Regions from separate parts of the Mus musculus genome. Here region 1 is linked to region 2. The links are chromatin loops, found by intact Hi-C in ENCODE. Cell type or tissue: gastrocnemius. All regions are shown on one strand.

Evidence for each region. Hi-C counts contacts between places; a loop is a spot of excess contacts. Peaks named below come from ENCODE experiments on the same cell type or tissue, not always from the same donor. Only the 100,000 strongest peaks of a DNase experiment are listed, where the experiment ranks them.
Region 1: a loop joins it to region 2, with 5 times the contacts of the local background. A loop is called at or near these places in 2 of 42 quality-filtered maps.

The regions. Positions count from the first base shown.
Region 1 is chr16:24,241,976-24,244,475 of GRCm38, forward strand. All of the region lies in intron 1 of Gm31814 (a long non-coding RNA gene), which reads right to left. Among named protein-coding and RNA genes, the nearest start is that of Gm31814, 20 kb to the right of the region's middle. In gastrocnemius, no CTCF peak of the experiment used is centred here; no DNase peak of the experiment used is centred here.
Region 2 is chr16:24,345,996-24,348,495 of GRCm38, forward strand. No RefSeq gene overlaps it. Among named protein-coding and RNA genes, the nearest start is that of Lpp, 46 kb to the right of the region's middle. In gastrocnemius, no CTCF peak of the experiment used is centred here; no DNase peak of the experiment used is centred here; H3K4me3 peaks cover 897 bases; H3K27ac peaks cover 1,602 bases.

The DNA of each region.
Region 1 (2,500 bases), 100 kb before region 2:
ATGGATGGGACTAGAAAATATCATCCTGAGTGAGGTTACCCAATCACAAAAGAACACACATGATATGCACTCACTTATAAGTGTATATTAGCCCAGAAGCTCAGAATACCCAAGATATAATTCACAAAACACATCAAACTCAAGAAGAAGGAAGACCAAAGTGTGGATACTTCAATCCTTCTTAGAAGGGGGAGCAAAATACCCGTGGAAGGAGTTACAGAGACAAAGTGTGGAGCAAAGACTTAAGGAAAGGCCATCCAGAGACTACCCCACCTGGGGATCCATCCCATATACAATCACCAAACCCAGACACTTTTGTGATTGCCAGTAAGTGCTTACTTACAGAAGCCTGTTATAGCTGTCTTCAGAAAGGCTCTACCAGTGCCTGACAAATACAGAGGTGGATCCTTGCAGCCTACCATTGGACTGAGCACAGGGTCCCCAAAGAAGGAGCTAGAGAAAGGATCCAAGGAGCTAAAGGGATTAGCAACCCATAGGAGGAATAACAATATGAACTAACAAGTATCTCCAGAGCTCCCAGAGACTAAATCGCCAAAAAAAAAAAAAAAAAGAGTACACATGGTGGGACTCATGGCTCCATTTGCATATGTGGCAGAGGATTGCCTAGTCAGTCATCAATGGGAAAAGAGGTCCTTGGACCTGTGAAGGCTCTATGCCCCAGTGTAGATGAGGAAGTGGGTGTCAGTGGCTTGGTGAGCAAGGGGAGGGGTAGGGGAGGGGGGTTTTCAGAGGGGAAACCAGGAAAGAGGACAACATTTGAAATGTAAATAAAGTAAATATCTAATAATTTTAAAAAAAGAACTGGAGATAGCTTAGCAATTAAGAGCACCTCCTGCTTTCCTCAAAGACCTGAGTTTAGTTCCCAGCACCCACACTGGTTGACTACAAACCACCGGTAACTCAAATTCCAGTTGATCCCACAACCTCATCTGGTCTTCTTGGGTGGCACCAAACACACATGGCATGCACTCACACAGATACACAGACACACTCCAACACACCCAGACACACCCACACAAACACACACACTGTATACCCAAGCACATAAATAAAATTTCCTAAAAGTAAATGGACAATTGTAACAGATGCATCCAGAACACTAATCAGTAGTTCGTTGCAATTTATCGCTGACTAAAATAACGTGCACAAATGCACCTCAGTTTATTTATCCACTGAAAGACACTTCAGTTCTTTCCAGCTTTGGGCTATTATGAATTTAATGATGTTTCCTGAAGCTGCTATAAGCTTTCATCTTAAGATCTCATTTGAGCACAGAGCCCACTTCCCAAGGATAAATACTTGAAGCATACTTGCTTTGATTACGTATGAAAATTGGATGTTTTCTTTGGTTTCACTTTAAGATTTATTTTACTATGAATTTTGCACGTGTATCTGCTTCCGTGTGAACATATGAATATGGGTGGAGGTACAGCCAGGAACCAGAGGCACAGCATCCCTGAAGATGTTGCAAACCACCTGACATGGGTGCTGAGAACCAAGCACGCCCTCTGGGAGAGCAGCCCATAATCTTAAACACTGAGATCTTTACCTCTTTAGTCATCCCTGTTTCCTCTGCTTCTAAAGACACCATCAACCTTTCTTTCAAAGGAACTGTGCTGTTTTACATTCTCACAGGCTAAGGTGTTAGGGAGCTCATTTCTCTTTGCCAGGACATGGTGCTGTCAATGTTCTTTAGTGGGTGTTTTGGTGGGTGGGTGTTTGTGACACTTCCCATTTTGCACTTGAATTCCCCAATTACAGATAACATTGGAAGTCTTTCCATGCGTTTATTTACCACCTGTTTGTAATCTTTGGTGGAGTATCTCTTTATAGATTTCTTTTATTTCAGATTGTATTGTTTGGGAGTTTTTCCTTCAGTTTTATTAGTTTTTCTGAGAATTTTATATTGTTTATTTTGATCATATGCAGCCCCTCCCCCTAGTCTCCTCCCAGATCCCCCCTCCCTACCCTGCCCACCTAACTGTATCATTTTGTAAAATAAATTCAATACCGATTGATGCTGCACGTTTACTCTTGAATATGTGGCCTCTCACTGGAGCATGGTCAGCCCACCAGGGGCCATGCTCTTAAGGACCGAATGATTCCCTCGCTCCTTGCAACTATCACCTCCTGACAGGTCCTTATTTAGGACTGGGATTTCATGCCCACCTCTAATCTCCATGGCTTATTCTTGCAAGGTCTTATGCATGCTGTCACAACTGCTGTACAAGGGTCCTGATACATCCAGAAGGCATTGTATCCTTGTAGGCATATACCTCCTTTGGCTTTTCCAATATCTCTGCCCTCCTTTCACAATATTCCCTGAGACTTAAGGGAAGGGGATATAATATAGATGTCTCGTTCAAGACAGTCTCCTATTCTCTGCACATTAACCAGTTGTGAATCTCTGTGTTAATCAGCACCTGTTCCAAGAAGCCTCTCAGATGAGGGCTGAAAGAAGCACTAATGCATGAATATA
Region 2 (2,500 bases):
TGACCTAGTCGAGGTGGAGAACCATTTGGGGACTAGTTAGAAACAGCATGTGCTAACTGCTACGCCTGCCTCTTCCTGAGTCTTCTAATCAAGGTGCTCGGGGAGAATAAATCCCTTTCACTCTCTAAGAAGAAGTCTGCTCAGTCACGCATATTCCAGAACCCAGGGTCTCAGCCCTGTGCTGTGGGTCTGCACTAAGAGTCGGGGAGTACGTACAACCTGTAGTGAGGCAGAGCTTCAATAAAATAAAAAAGATGGGTCTCACTGACCACTTTTATTTTATTTAAAACTACAACAAAATATTTTCATAAAAGTACTACCTAACACTGTGATGGTTTATGTATGCTTGGCCCGGGGAGTGGCACTATCAGAAGGTGGGGCCTTGTTGGAGTAGGTGTGTCACTGTGGGCATGGGCTTTAATACCCTAGTCCTAGCCGCCTGGAAAAGAGTCTCCTACTGACCTCCAGATGAAGATGTAGAACGCTCAGCTTCTCCTGCACCATGCCTGCCTGGGTGCTGCCATGCTCCTGCCTTGATGATAATGGACTGAACTTCTGAACCTGTAAGCCAGTCCCAGTTAAATGTTGTTCTTTATAAGAGTTGCCATGGCCATGGTGTCTGCTCACAGCAGTAAAACCCTAAGACAAACACCAATTCCAAGCATCCAAATTGACAGACTGGGAGCCACCGTACCTCTCTGGCCTTTCGCCCCTGCCCACCTGGAAGCATCTCCACCTTTAGCCTTACCTGCATGAACCTTTGTAACTTGAAATAGTTCACGGTTCTATACCATGAGACTCCCCTGTTAGGTTTACAAAGAGTTAAGCAGGGTTCCTGGCTGGCAGGGGTTGGGGGTTGGGAGGGTGCTTCTGAGGCTGGGGAAGGGGAGAGCAGGAAAACTGTTGGGACTGACAGTTCTAAGAGGATAACTTCACCATCTAACCACTTATGTCCAAAGAGGAAACTGAGGCCCGTTTGTTAAGATACAAACTTTGTAACTTTTTGACCCAGGAAGTTTTGAGAGTGATAATAAGGAAATGATTATAGAGTGCTTTGAGCTTTTCAGAGACAAGTAGTATTTAAAATACAAGGTATTATTACCTCCATAGAGTTTTTCTTTTGACTACCACTGTGCTTGAAAATGTGGGCAGAACACCGTTATTTTTCAAAACTCAGGTATTTCAAAAAAAAAAAAAATCCACGTGCACAATACCTACCCTCAGCCCTATAAACTAAGGCTCAGCTCTCTTGTCACTCGATAATTTAAACGTTCAAAGAGATCTGGTATTAGCTTTATCAGCTAACTTGGCCGCATTCCACGGGAGACATTTACCCTCTCCAACTCACACTTCGATCCTGCAATATGAAGGAAGGACTGCTTGATCAACCGTGAAAACAGTATTACATTTGAGGTCGTACATACAAGTACCAAACATCGCTCACTACAGGTATAAGGGAGGAACATGTCTTTCAAAGACCCTAAATAAATCAGGGCAGCCCAGGGCCAGCTGGTTCCTTGACAGAGGACCCATTGCTGAATCTTAGAACGCAGTCTCGTGAGAGGATTCCACGTGTACTCCATGACTGAGCTGCCTGTGTCTTGAAAGATTCCAAAACTGACAGTTCAAGTCCCGGTTTCATGTGTGTAGTCCGTTCCCCGAGGAGGCCCTGGAGTGTCCCCCTCTGCTTGCTTCATTGGCCTACAACAAGAGTCATACTAATGGGATGCAGAAAGGCGCGTGTATCCTTACAGGGGTGGCACTGAGGGTGCAGGCTCTGAAAAGAATCAGACGCTGGTTCACACCCCAGGGCTCTATGGCTGGAAACAGGTTGCTTGTCTGCTCTGAATCTTTGGTTCCTCATTAAAGATGGGAGGAGGCTATTAATAGCTTTTTTTTTTCTTTCCTGGGGTTGTTTTGAGAATTTAAAGCAAGCACTGAGACCAGGACACAGGAAAGACTCGATTCGCGTTAGCGCTTATTAAAAAGCAGTAACAGTCCATGTACCCCGGGGCTTACTGTTATTTCTTCGGAGTTCTGCTTTCAGTGCACAGTGGAACTAAAGATAACCATGCAGCTATTGTCTCTGACCCGCCTGGGTGCTCTTACTAGAACGAAAGGAAAAAGGAAATACACGGTGGCCCAGAATGGGGCTCCAGAGAAATCCAAAATGAGCTGCGGTCTAAAAGCGACTTCTTCTCTCCAAGCCTATTTTTAGCCAGCTGTGAACTTCTCTAATACGCAAAGAGTGATGCTGGGCTCCCTGAATAGCTCCGCTGACGAGCTCCTGCCTGCTTCTGCTACTATGGGAATTTATGGAGCTCTGGTCTCACACTTCATTAAAGAAATATACGGTGGTGCAGAGACAGGAGGCCAGACACCTATAACTCTTGTCTCAATCTCACAGTGATAAATCTTAGTAGTGCCTCATTTGTGGAGGAAAAAGGAGTAACCAAAGAGATGCTATCTACAGCCCCTTTGTGGCTGGCTTGACTTGGCT